Linked DNA regions of Homo sapiens: region 2 is linked to region 1. The links are chromatin loops, found by intact Hi-C in ENCODE. Cell type or tissue: mesothelial cell of epicardium. All regions are shown on one strand. Links, peaks and the distances in the headings refer to the core of each region. The heading gives the core; the rest is flanking DNA. Region 1 has its middle 18 kb from the start of BCL6. Region 2 overlaps LPP (LIM domain containing preferred translocation partner in lipoma).

Region 1 (7,245 bases), core at 2,865-5,364:
ACATAGTCAACTCTATTTCCTCATTCATTGCCCACTTGATTGCACTTTTTCAGCATGGAATAAACATGTATTCATATCATTAGATCTTACTAATATGCATACACAAAGGTTATAAACTTAACCACCAATCATGAATTGAGCACCTACTCTATGCTAAGCACTGGGATAGACTTTGCAGATGCAAAGAACAATGCAGACCCATTCCTAGGGCAGCTCAGAATATAGTTGAGTAGACAAGCATTACACAAGCAAATCCACAGATGAGTATTTTATTATGAAGTATGATAACTGAGATACAGGAAATCAGGTGCTATAAGATGAGGGAAGGGCCGGGCATAGTGTCTCACACCCATAATCCCAGCACTTTGGGAGGCTGAGGCAGGCGGATCACCTGAGGTCAGGAAATCAAGACCATACTGGCCAACATGGTGAAACCTTGTCTCTACTAAAAATACAAAAATTAGCTGGTTCTGATGGTGCACACCTGTAATCTCAGCTACTCAGGACGCTGAGGTAGGAGAATCGCTTGAACCTGGGAGGCGGAGGTTGCAGTGAGCAGGGATCACGCCACTGCACTCCAGCCTGGGTGATACAGCAAGATTCCGTCTCAAAAAACAAAACAAAACAAAAGACAGGGGAAGGAGATAAGTTACCTACATGTACAGAGCTCTCTAGTAAACTTTAAACTGGGATTTGAAAAAGGAAGATGGGTTAGTCAGGCCAAGAGTGAGGGGAAAGTGTGCCAGGCAGAGGAAACAGAGACCAGACAACACTAAAGTGGGTAAAATTGTGACATGTTCAGAGACCTGAAAGAGGCCAGCATGGTGGAAGATAAAGTTGGAGGGAGAATCAAGATCATTTAGGCCTTCATAGACCATGGTCAGGAATTTATAGTTTAAGTGTATCAAGAAGCCATTTAAGGGTTTTATGCAGGATGGTGACATGATTGACATGATCTGTTTTACATTTTAAGAAAAGGATCAGTCTGGGTGAGGTGGTTCACACCTGTAATCCCAGCACTTTGGGAGGCCGAGGCGGGCAGATCACCTGAGGTCAGGGGTTTGAAACCAGGCTGACCAACGTGGAGAAACCCCCATCTCTAGTAAAAATACAAAATTAGCTGGGCGTGGTAGCACATGCCTATAATACCAGCTACTCGGGAGGCTGAGTTCGGAGAACCGCTTGAACCCGGGAGGCAGAGGTTGTGGTGAGCCGAGATCGCACTATTGCACTCCAGCCTGGGCAACAAGAGAGAAACTCCCTCTCAATAAATAAATAAATAAGAAAGAAAACGATCCCAGCTGTTGTGTAGAAGACGAATTAGAAATGGACAAGAGGCAATTTTCTAAGTGACTATTGTAGGAGTCCTAGTGAAAGATGAAGGTAGCTTGGACTACACACCTTTGACATATAGGTGGTGAGGTGTAGAAATATTTGAGAGTTGCTTTGAAGTTAGAATTGGCAACATTTAACAATGAATCAGATTAAGCCAGAGTGTGTGGTAAAAGAAAGAGAGGTATCAAGAATGAATCCCAAGTTTCTGAATTGGGCAGCTGGGCGAATGTGTTTCCACTTACTGAGTTAAAAAACAAACAAACAAACAAACAAACAAGCAAAAAACACTGTAAAATGAAAATCTTTTGGAGGTGGAGAAATTGTTGAAAACTCTGGTTTGAACAACTGAGGTAGATGGCAAAGTAGGCAAGGTGATATTCAAGACTTGGATTCAAAAGAGATGTCTGGCTTTGAGATATGCATTTGCGATTCATCAAAATAGAGGTAGTATTTGAAGCTAGAAGAAAGAGTTGGCTTTCATATCAGATCAGGTGTTAAAAAATAGAACCAAAAAGCAGTGAAAGTGGAATGGTCCTTAGAAATACTCAAGTTCAAACTCATTTCTCGATTGATAGTGAAATCGGGGCTTTAGGGAGGAAAGTCACTGGTGGAAATGGGGTTGGTAAGAAACTAGGTCTCCCTTCTACTGGACCAGGATAGTTTTTGTTGTTTCACAATATTTTCTCCACATTTGACATCAAAATGGTTGAGACTGAGAAGCACTTTCTATGAGATATGTTCTAGAGACGTGGCTTATGGTCTTACCTCCTCATTTTATATTCTCACCTGCTGTATTGCGAACTACCACACTCTTATAACTGACCTGTTCCCCTCTGCCTTTAGTCAACTTGGAATCTTTTCCCCTGGTTCCTTACTTATTGAAAAAGAAGGTACAATCATCCCAAATGAACATACCTGGGCAATCTGATGTTGAGAAGGTCCAAATCTTAGAGAGATGACTGAGCTGCTGAACACACATCGCTGTGCTATTTCATCCTACTCAGCTTAGCACTTATGACCCCCTGTGACTATTTAGTAATTGCACTGTCTCTCCTCTTGAATGTGAGTGCCTGGAGGTCAGTAGCTATTTGTTTCTTCTCCTTGGTATCTTAATCCTCTCCTGGTGCCTAAGATAAGCAACTTACCCATCTCGCACATGTTTTGAAGGAAGAGGACCCAATAGACTGAGACTTTTACTGGAGTTTATGCACCTTTATTTATCTTCTCATATTTTCAAGTAAATACATTTAGTTAGCACATACTATGTGTCAGGGAGAGTGCAAAAGGTTGTAATTTTGTTCAGTCTGAAAATGTAGTTATTATGTAGAGGGTGTTATTAGCTGTTATACAATAAATTTAGGTTTATTCATGTGTATACATTTGCTTTGCATACCTTCCATCCAATTCAACAAATATTTAATGTACACTGACCATGTGTACGGAGGTAAAAGAGCAAACCTCTGTCACTTAGGGCCCCAAAGCTGGTGGGGGAGGGAGATATAAACAAACACACAAGCAATGACCAGAGCTACAACTGAGCTACAATCAATATACTTTGGTTGACTTCGAGAACATGATTGCTTCAGAGATATAAGAAAGTTTCTTGGAGGGGTGGGGTTTGAACATAATAATAAAATAATGCAAAATGATAAACATATTCTTGAAATAATAGACATCAAAACAATAAGCATAGCCTTGAAATAATTATGGCTAGCATTTTATATAGTATGGAGTATATACTGTTCTAAGTACTTAACACTTGTTAATTTAGTCCTTACAACAATCTTATGAAATGGGTATTTTTTTTTTATCCCCATTTTACAGACTGGAAACTGAAGCACAGCAAGGTGAAGTAGCTTGCCCAAAGTCAAGCAACTAATAAAAAACAGTGCTGGGATTTGAACCCTAGCAATCTGAAGACTTTAATCTTAGCTATTAATGTTTTACTGCCTTATGAATGAAGGATAGAACTTCAACACGCAGGTTAAAGAGAGGAAGTATGGGGAGGGAAGGCTTTTCGTACAAAAAGAAGGGCTGAAACCATGGCACAGGGATTAGACATATACCTAATAATGCTTTATTTTGTTTGAGCCATCTAGTTTTCAAAGGACTTTCTCAGCCATTCTTTGTTTCTCATCATGACTCTGTGAAGTATGTGGCAATTAGTACTCTCATTAGAAGATAAGAGAATCTGGACCCAGAACGGGAAAGGCACTGGGCTAGTGAGCAGCAGAATGAGGTTCAAAACCTGGTCCTTTTACTTCAAACAAGAGTCCCAACAACTAATACATTTGCTCAATGCTCTGAGCAAAGCTCTGTGCTAACCTTTTCCTGTATCTTCTAATTTCATCCTCATGATAGCCCTGAGAAGTAGATGTTATTGCATTTCAAAAGGGGAAACAGTTCAATTCTGCCTCTACTAGGAACCCTGAGAATGGAGTATTACCTGTGCATTAGCACATGCAGCTTCTCTGAGAATGGAAAATCCCAATTAATATCTTTGCCAAAATCTTCCAGTCACTCCTGCATGTGGCCAACTTTCCTGCATGGTGAAAGTCAACATTCAAATATGAAACTCGGCTTCAGTTTCCAAGAACTGATTGCATTATTAAGAATTAGTTTCTGAAAGTGGGCTTTGTGAATCTATGTGGGAAGGGCTACGAATCAGACTGGCTGATAATTTGGTGCAATTGCTAAAATACTTGATGCAATTCTGGACTGCATTGGCGGCAATACCATCTCCAGCTCAGTGAGCACCCATTGTGTAGGGCATAGTTCTAGGCCCCCAAGGGAGAATATAAATCAATGTCTTGAGAGAGTGGCTCTATCATGGATCCAGCAGCAAGCATGTCAAATGCTAAAAAAAGACAGTCAGGTAGGAGCTGGGTAAAAATTCACAGCCAGCCCCACAGCCTCAGGCAACAAGGGCTGAATTCCCAGCCATCGGCTTTGTTTATGCATGTTCAGTCTGGGAACCAGGTACGGAAGGCTCTGCGTTCAGTCCTGTTGTCTTCCAAATTTGATTACGGTTCTTAGGAGACAGAGTCATGACCTCAGCCTGGAATGGCAACATTTAAAAGAGACAACAAAAAAGAAAGATAAGATGACTAAAGCTCTTAGTTTAAGAGGGGGTAGAAGGGACAGAGTGAATTTGGGAAGTTTACACTTGATTTTTAAGGCCAAGGGTATCATGAAGAGCCTTGTGTTTGAATGCTGTTGTCAAGCCTTTAAAAGTCTTCCCTGCATGCTGATTGACAGCCAGAGGTATGGGATTATTTCCTCTATGCCTGTTGCCTTGGCTTGCTCATTTGTAAAAGGTGAAAGCAACTACTGCTCTGCAGGTATTAAGGATTAAATGTGGCAAAGCATAGTAAATGTCTTGTAAACATAAATGTGTACAAAGTAGACTGTTTTATATACTGTCCAGCTATCCCAGCTTTCTGGTAAAAAATGGGACTAGACAGTTAGACTCATTGAATGGAATCTTAGATATTGTCTGATCCAACACCTGAATGTAGCAGATGAGGAGGGGAGGAAGCAGTCTGTGCCTGGCCCAAGGGTACCCAGGACGTTAGAGACAAAGGGAGAATTTGTGGGTATGAGGAAGAATGAAATACTGAGAAACAGTGTGAGGTGGTACTCAGTCTGCTGAGCCCCTTCCAATGTAATCTCATTTCATCCCGACAGGAGACATGCAGTCAGGTATCTTCATTTCATAAGTCAGGAGCCAGAGGTTCAAAACGCAAATAGACTCCCTGAGATGAAGAGCCAGTAACCAGATGAAGGAGGTTCAAACCCAGGTTGAAATAAATCCAAAGCGCACGCAATTGACTTTATACCGTCCTACCAAATTTTCCGCATCTTTGCAAATACCTATTTCTGAGGATATCCATAGCACCTACAGAAAACAGTGGCAGCTAGAGAGGGAGTTTTTTATTTCTATTTTTTTTTTAAACATCTGCCTATGAATCACTGTGTAACTTTCCTTTATGCAGTTCAATCTTCAATCTAAAATGGCTAAATGCACCAGATGACCCAGGCCTCCTGCACCCCTCACATCCTGTGATTGTTGAGTCACACTAAAGGGAAAACAGTCCTCTTTTGCCTCCAAATTCAAGCAATTCTAAACTATACAAATGATTTATTTAAAATTGTATATATGCCTTTTGTGGTTATCTGAGGCAAGTGCAAAGAGATATGCCTTCTATTTCCTTTCATCAGCACCCAGTAGGTACCCTGTAAATTTTCTGGTGCATTCACTTTCAAAGTAAGCATTCTGTCAGCTTCCTATACATGATTACAGGCTATTTTGGGAGACATTTCTCTGACATCTGGGCCCTGTATCCATCCATCTGTACATTCATCATCTATACAAATGAACTTACATACATAATTATCAAAACAATACTGTTACTATACATGCTATATATATACATATAGATGTATGCATATATTCAGTGAACATTTATTTATTTATTTATTTATTTATTTTTTGAGACGGAGTCTCGGTCTGTCGCCCAGGCCGGACTGCGGACTGCAGTGGCGCAATCTCGGCTCACTGCAAGCTCCGCTTCCCGGATTCACGCCATTCTCCTGCCTCAGCCTCCCGAGTAGCTGGGACTACAGGCGCCCGCCACCGCGCCCGGCTAATTTTTTGTATTTTTAGTAGAGACGGGGTTTCACCTTGTTAGCCAGGATGGTCTCGATCTCCTGACCTCATGATCCACCCGCCTCGGCCTCCCAAAGTGCTGGGATTACAGGCGTGAGCCACCGCGCCCGGCCAGTGAACATTTATTAAGCCCCGTTATGTGACAGGCAGCAGGTAACTTGCTGCAAAAGTGTTGCTAGTTAAAATCTAGACTAGGTTTACTAATTATTCAAAATAATCATATTTCTTATACCACTGCTTTTTTTTTTTTTTTTTGACAGATTCTCACTCTGTTGCCCAGGCTGCTGGAGTGCAATGGCGTGATCTCTGCTCACTGCAAGCTCCGCCTCCCATGTTCAAGTGATTCTCTGCCTCAGCCTCCCGAGCAGTTGAGATGACAGGTGCCCGCCACCACCCCCAGCTAATTTTTGTATTTTTGATAGAGATGGAGTTTCACCATGTTGGTCAGACTGGTCTCAAACTCCTGACCTCAAATGATCCACCCGCCTCAGCCTCCCAAAGTGCTGGAATTACAGGTGTGAGCCACCATGCCCGGCCTTTATACCACTGCTTTAAAAAAAAAAAAAAAAAAAAAAGATTCTGATGCTTAGAAAGACCACTGGACATTGATCCAACTTTATTATTCTTACGCTCTTACTAAAACTTTAACTCAAAATCTTGGTTTCTTCTAAATTGTTACCAGGCACTGCTGAAAGGAAGCATTCATAGCACAAGGCAGTGACCTAGACAAGGATTAGGATTCATGGGTTTAGAGGCACACTGACCTTCCTTCTCACTTTCAGAATTGTGTTTAATAGCTCAGTCTGTTATCCGCCTGGGCTCCCCAATGTTAGACTTACGTATTATTCACTTGCCCAAATTTAGGTAACTGGGATAGTGCTGCTGCTGCTGCTTAATTATTTGCACCAAGGTGTCTGAAAAGGTAGCCTACTGAAAGAGCAAGGCTCTTGAGACAAAATGGTTTCTTCTGACTCTGACACCAAATAGTTGTATGACAATGAGCAAGTTACTTAACCTTTCTGAGCATTGGTTTTCCTACCTCTAAAGAATGAGATACTAATATTTAACTCATAAATTTTTTATAAGGGTGAAAGGAGAAGAATGAATCACTAGAACCTGGTACACGAGGGATAAATCGCTCCTCATTTGCACACTGACACATCCCCAGGAAGGTACATCTTCCAATTCCTCCTCCCATGTAGCTCCCATATATGAAAGCTGAATGATGAAGGATTTCTGAA
Region 2 (7,245 bases), core at 2,403-4,902, 840 kb after region 1:
CTTGTTATGGAAATAGGCTCTTCTCTCACTACATTTCTAGATGATAGAACACACTCAGATTGATTTCACCTTCATCACAATGGCATTTTATCCAGTGCTGGACACATGCATGCTAAGAACTGAGTGTACTGTATGGGTATTTATAATACCCATATTCATTCTAGGAAATAATTATACATGGCTGGGTATTTACATAAACAGGAGCCTTGGAGACCTCTCAAGTTCAAAACCGATGGCATTCTATCTCATTTGAAAGTCACTGGGGTGGGAGAGGACACTCCTTAAAATATTGGATTTCTTAGTTTTAATCTGATGATATGCTAGCTTTATGAAGATGTGAGTGCAGGCCCTCACCTGGATCGTTGCTTCTCTTTTTAATAGGAACTAGAAAATGAAGATTTTCAAGGTAGCATCTGGGTGCTCCTAATTGACTTGATTTTATGTTTGAGAAAACTACCTTGACATACCAACATTGGGGTCTCTAGAAGTCCAGGGAGATGTTTTTCTTCACAGTGTCATATACCCTATCATAAGTGTTGTGAGGATTAAATGGAAAAGCTTCTGGGACAAAAACTGCTCTGAAGTGCCACACCAGACTATACTGTTTTAACTATTTCTGGCTCTGAAGCTATTAAGAATAACCCGTCACTAGCAGAGCACAAGGCTGTGAAATGAATAAGTGCTGATACATTTCAAAGAAGTAAGATATTTATGTGTGCATCTCTCTGGCAAAAACTATCGGGGACTCGTTAGGGGTGTGTGTGTGTGTGTGTGTGTGTGTGTGTGTGTGTGTGGTGTGTGCTTTATGTGTTCATTGAGGACTAAAAATTAGTATTAGTAGTATATTGGCAGCAATGTTTTGAACTCGGTGGCACCAACTAAAATTGTGTGATTTTTATTTCGTGCATAATATTTGAGATTATTTTAACTCATCACCAGATTTCAGCTACTATTTATCCTCATTTATAAGGTTACTTTTTTTCTTTAATGTGGAAAATAAACAAAAACATAAAATGGAGAACAAAATTTTCTCTTAACTGCCTCACCTAGTGTAAAACTGTAACCTTTTAAAATACATTGAAACCATTTTTAATTTTCTGCTATGCTTCTTCCTTTTTTTGTATGTACATACACATGGACATTGGAATACCACAATATTTTAGAGTGTGTTTGCTTGGTTTTTAAAATAATGTATATATTTCTGATATATATTATGTTAAATATATATTTATTTTTATACATTTATATATAAGAAATGTATAATATATACTATGCCTATATAATATATATTTCTTCCTTTGAGTGAAAAAGTAATATGTGGTAGACACTTAGCAAAATAGGAAAAGTATATAGAATAGCCAAAAATAACCCCTTTAAAATAACCAATGTTATCAGTTGGGAATAGATCCTTCTAGCCATATATGTATGCATATGTATATATGAGATATAGATAGATGCATTACTTATCAACAGGTATAAAACAATATTTTCTAACTGAATTTTAAAACAAAGAAAAATTTTGATACATATTATTATTTTTATTATATAGTGGTAAAATATACATAATACAGAATTTCACATTCTAACCAATTTTAAGCGTATAATTCACTGGCACTAAGTACATTTACATTGTTGTGCAACCATCACCAGCAGAACTGTATCTATTCAAACTGAAATGACATATCCATTAAACAATAATGCACTAGCTACATTCTTCCTTCTCCCATCCCATGGCAATCACCATTCTGCTTTCTAGCTTTATAAATTTGACTCTTCTAGGGGCCTCCTATATGTAGAACCATATGGTATTTGTTTTTTGTTTTTTGTTTTTGTAACTGGCTTGTTTCTTCAAGCTTCAAGCTTAATCTCTTCAAGCTTCATCTATGTTGTAGCATGTATCAGAATTTTCTTATTACATTGTGTGTGTGTATATATATGTATAGATATATAGATAGATATAGATGTGTGTGTGTATATATATATATCACATTTTATTTATCCATTCATCCATCAGTGGACACTTGAATTGCTTCTTCCTTTGGCTATTGTGAATAATACTGCTATGAACATATTACCATGATTGTACAAATAGCTGCATTCCTGCTTTTAGTTATTTTAGGTATCTACCCAGAAGTTGAATTGCCAGATTATTGATATATTTTGAAATATTTTTATGGCATTGTTTTAATGACTGTGTAGTATTCTATTATATGACTATACTGTAATGTATATAAACAATCCTCATGTATTGATTATTTAAATTTTCCATTATCTTTTAGTTTTATAAAGTACACTATTAACACGGAGCTTCTTGAAACTAAACATTTATGCTCTCTGGTCATTTCCATAGGCTAAATTTTAAGAAATGAAACTATGGGTTTAAAAAGTATAAACTTTATTAGGGCTTTTGTTACATATCACCAAATTACACCACTGATTTCCCATAAAAATTTTATAGAAACAAACATTAACTTCGTCCCTAAATCTAAATTATATAATCAGTTTTCCTTCTAAGACAAGTGGAGTCACACCATTATGTCACTCATAGCCCCTAATTCCAAGTGGGATTTCCTGTTCGGCTTTAGCAACAGTATCTAAAAGTAGTTTTGAACTCTGGTTTTAACTGACAATCACCTGCCCCTTCCCTTTTGAATTTCCAGATTTCACTCTGTTGAGTGGGTTTATCTACAATAACTTGCATTTAAAAAGCCCTAAATGATTCTGTTGTGCAGTCAGATTTAAGAAATGCTTTTCTAAATGTGTGGTATTATGTTTATATATCGCACTCTTGGCCAGGTGTGGTGGCTCACGCCTGTAATCCCAACATTTTGGGAGGCCAAGGCAGATGGATCACTTGAGGTCAGGAGTTCCAGACCAGCCTGGACAACACAGTGAAAACCCCATCTTTACTAAAAACACAAAATGAGCTGGCGTGGTGGTGGGTGCCTATAATCCCAGCTATTTGAGAGGCTTTGACACAAGAATTCCTTGAACACGCGAGGCAGAGGTTGCAGTGAGCTGAGATAGTGCCACTGCACTCCAGCCTGGGTGACAGAGCAAGACTCTATCTCAAATATATATATATATATATATACACACACATATACATATACACACACACACATATATATAGCATTCTTAATCTCATATATATATAATATATATATAATATATATATATTATATATATATATGACATTCTTAATCTGTTAGGTTGTTTTCCAACTCATGGGGTCATCTATCAAGTGGATAGTGTAAGTGGCCTGGTTGGATGAGGAATGGAGATATGGGTACTTACCCTGAATTATGGAAGATAATTAGTGAGATGACTCAAGAAAGCAAATTTAGTTATTCTTCTAGTCATGGTTAGGATAAAATGATGATGTAATTTTTGCATAGAGCCAAAAGAAGCAGCAAATTAGGGATTTCATTATAACTGAAATAGGTTAGCTGTGTTTCCATTTTTGCTCATTGTACAAACTCAGAAACCAATTATATTTATTTATCCAGCCATTATTTATTAAGTGCCTACCTGATATGAATCCCTAATAATGAGACCAAGCTCTTCTTGGGCAATAAAACTCTGAATATTGCACATTTACTCTTGGAATCACTGGATTTTTGAGAGTCAGAGTATCTTCTTTTATAGGTACCTCGACCCCAGTGAAGCTCTTTTTTTTTCTCCTGAGTGATATAGAAATATTTTTTTATTTGAAGAGAAAGATTATTTATTAAAAAAAAAAAAAGGAGAAGAGTAACTTAGCATTTCCCCTCCTTTGTTGTTCAGATGAAGAGTCAGTCTAGAGAAGTCACGTGACTTTCCCAATGTCACTAAATTCTAAACAGTGGTAAAGCTGGCACTTTTTTTCTCGGTCTCCCAAGTTCCAGTGCACAACTCTTCAATTGCATGCTTCCTAGTGATACTTACATTTGCCAGTATCCATAACTTCAACTGGGAATTGTAAAGTGCACCTCATGCACTACAGGTGACCTGCAGAAATTGTTTTATTTCTCTTCCTTGTGTTTGAAATAATAATAATAATAATAATAATAATAATAATAATAATAATGAACACAGCTTTAAAGTCAGAAGAGTAATATTGGATTTATATTCCACATGTCAGCAGTGAGCTGGCATGGGATAGCAGCTGCCTTTTTAACAGAGTAAACTCTTCAGCTTTATAGTTCACATCACTTTGTTGTTTCCTAGACACTGGCATTCTCATTTTCTGTTCATTCTCCAATTTATTCAATTTTTCTTCTAGGAGAGAGAAAGATTTTCCAGTGTCTACATTTTGATCACTTATCTCTTAAAAATAGGAAAACTACGGATAGACTGATAAAGAATTTTGTGGTTTTTTTTTTTTTAACATGTCAACTATTATATTTCACTGTTTTATTACCTGAGAGAGGTGGATGGTTTTTAAAACCCCAAACTATGCAGCCAGATGACCCAGGCTTGAACCTTCGATCTGCCACCTACTAGTGATGTGTCCTTGGGCAGTTACTTAATCTCTCGTCAATATCTTCTTCTGGAAAATGAGGATTGGTTTCCGTCTCAGGAGTAACTGTGAGGATTATATATAAATTATGTTCAACACAAAATGTTTGCACCAGGTAATTTCTATATAAATGTTTGCTATTATTACACATTTTTGGGGTTACCAATAGGTATTTTAGCTTGTGTTTTCTGCCACAGGGATGTCCAGACAAAGTAGATAACTGAAAGTGAAAAGCACTTGAGGTATTCTTCAAATAACTCAAATAATTGTCATGAAAATATAATTGAAATGGAAATATTCATCATCTTAATCTTCTAGCAAGTCAACCATCCCCCTTTTGATATTTTGTATATTCCTTGGCCATATGAAAATATCATTCTCTATGGCCTCAATTGTATTGTACAAATGAATTCACATCATGTGTTTTTCATTTAAAATTTACATTTAAATCTTAAGCAGTTTCCCATGTCATGTAGCTGAAATTAAAATGTAATAAAATGATTTTGAATTTCGTGCTGCTGTTTAAACGTTGACCTTTTGCTACTGTCTATTTTCTCCTTCTGTTACATTGGAAAATTTTCTAAGTAGAAATCACTTTTACTCATCACACTAAATTTTGCCCCAAATATTCTGTAACTAAGAACTTTCTGAGTGCAATGAGTGTGACTTTCTTTGTCTCATAGTGAATCTAGTAAGCAGCTCAATGCCTGTTACATAGTAGACTTTCAATAAATTTCTATTGAATAAATAATTTGGATTGAATTTCTGGGATTTGTGGTATTGTGTTTACTTGGCAGTAAATTCAGAATGTACTTTGTTTTAGTACATGTTGTTAAATACTATTTTTAAATGCATTCGTCTCTTTCCTTTCTTAGTAAGTTTATTTAAAAATTGCCCTTTATTTCCAGAGGGGATTTGAGTCAGCATCAAGTAAAACTTACACATATAGTATGGCCATAAAAATGAAAACAAGTACCTCAAAGTCTTCCTGGAAAAATAATAGTATCAATACATTCCAAATTAAAATCATTAAACTATTTAGAGGTGGAGGGGCACTAATGAGATGACTGTAATTAGGCACACATTACATATTTTACAGAATTTCTTGATTGTCAAGTCAATAAGGAAAATAAGATAGTTCATATTTTTTCATGGTCAGTTATAATCTGACCAAAGAAATGCATTTTTCTTGGGATATTAACCTTCATTCATTCATCAAATATTTGTTAAATGCCAGCTTATGGGCTATGATATGATGAAGCATAATGAGGAAGCAGCAGGGAATAAAAAGGACAGTCTCTACTAGTATAGAAGCAGACATATGCACATGTGATATGTACAGGGAGGGAGAAGTAAAGAGCACCCACTGTGCTGGAGGATTCAGGCAAAGTTTCACGGAGGAACCTGACATTCAGCTTGAGATGTAAGACATTCCTAGGAATCAGCTAGATAATTCAAAGACAATGGAGAAGTGCATTGGTGTAGGTATCATTGTTGAGATGTGAGAGAGCTTGGCACAATAGACATGAAAGAAGGTCAATGTATCTCAAAGAGAGGTAGAAGAGGTGGATTTGCATCCATCATTCCCCTAACCTGTTGAAGATTTTTGAGCAGGAAAGCAATATGATTAGATTTGCATTTGCAATAAATCACTCTGGCTACCAAATGAAGGACTCATTGAAAAACAGTCGTGGACATTGGGAGACCAGTTTGGATGTTTTTAGAGAATTCATAATGAAAAATGGTGGAATCTTGGCATGGGATTGTAGTAGTGGAAATGGTAAAATGTGGACATATTTGTGAGTTATGGAATTCCCTATTTAGAGAGTAGGAGCAACAGGATTTAGTTCTTGAATGGAAAGTAGGCAGTCTCAGAAATGATTCCCAGTGTTCTCCTTTGAGCAACAACTGGGTGGATGAGAAAACCAAATGAAAAGCAGATCAGGGTGGATGATGAAATCTGTTTTTAATATATTGAGTCTGAAAAGCATATGAGACATTCAAGCAGACACATGAAATAGACAGTTGAGGATTTGGGCTTAGTATTCAGAATACAGATGAATTCTGGAGACAGAAATTCTAAAGTCTTCATAACATAGAAGGTATATCAAGTTGTGGCCATGGTCCTGGAGACAATCGAGAGACAAAAGCAGAGATCTGGTGTCAAATAAAGGGAATCATTATTCAGCGGCTATTGAGCAATATATTGGGTATTGTCATTAGTAACAATTTCACAGAAAGATTTAAGAAGCATTTTATTTTTCGTAAGATAATATTCCATTTGATGCAGATAGATAGCTTTCTGGTAAACTAGGTTGATCCAGAGATAAAGATTAAAAAATTCCCAGGGACATTTGGTTAACATTTTACTTCCAATGGTTCTCAACTAGAGAGGAAACCACCTCCTGATGGGGAGTTTGGAAATGAATGGGCACATTTTTATAAACTGTCACAATGACTGGAGGACACTGTTATCATTTATCGGGTAGGGAGCAAAATACATTACTGTCAAACTCAAGAAGACCATAGTACTCTGTTGAGAGACACTGATAAACTCTTGTGCCACATATGTTTCTCTGGCTTGCTGATTGTGAAGTTCCGAGCTGACTGTCAAGAACGGTCACAGACCTTCTCTAGATTTTCACCTCCACAGTACTCTCTTTGTCCTGAACCTAGAGGAGATGACGGCTCTGCCTCTGCTAGTTCCATATTATTTCCCTGTCCTTCGTGACTCCTCTGCAATT

The links. Peaks named below come from ENCODE experiments on the same cell type or tissue, not always from the same donor. Only the 100,000 strongest peaks of a DNase experiment are listed, where the experiment ranks them.
Region 2: a loop joins it to region 1, with 35 times the contacts of the local background. A loop is called at or near these places in 1 of 110 quality-filtered maps.

Annotation. Positions count from the first base shown.
Region 1 is chr3:187,760,184-187,767,428 of GRCh38, forward strand. No RefSeq gene overlaps it. Among named protein-coding and RNA genes, the nearest start is that of BCL6, 18 kb to the left of the region's middle. In mesothelial cell of epicardium, for the core only: no CTCF peak of the experiment used is centred there; a DNase peak (open chromatin) is centred at 4,260.
Region 2 is chr3:188,598,997-188,606,241 of GRCh38, forward strand. The region is part of intron 6 of LPP (LIM domain containing preferred translocation partner in lipoma); the gene reads left to right. It overlaps LOC124906316 (a long non-coding RNA gene), which reads right to left. Exons shown (of 5, transcript XR_007096213.1): 5 at 6,360-6,627. Among named protein-coding and RNA genes, the nearest start is that of LPP-AS1, 34 kb to the left of the region's middle. In mesothelial cell of epicardium, for the core only: no CTCF peak of the experiment used is centred there; no DNase peak of the experiment used is centred there.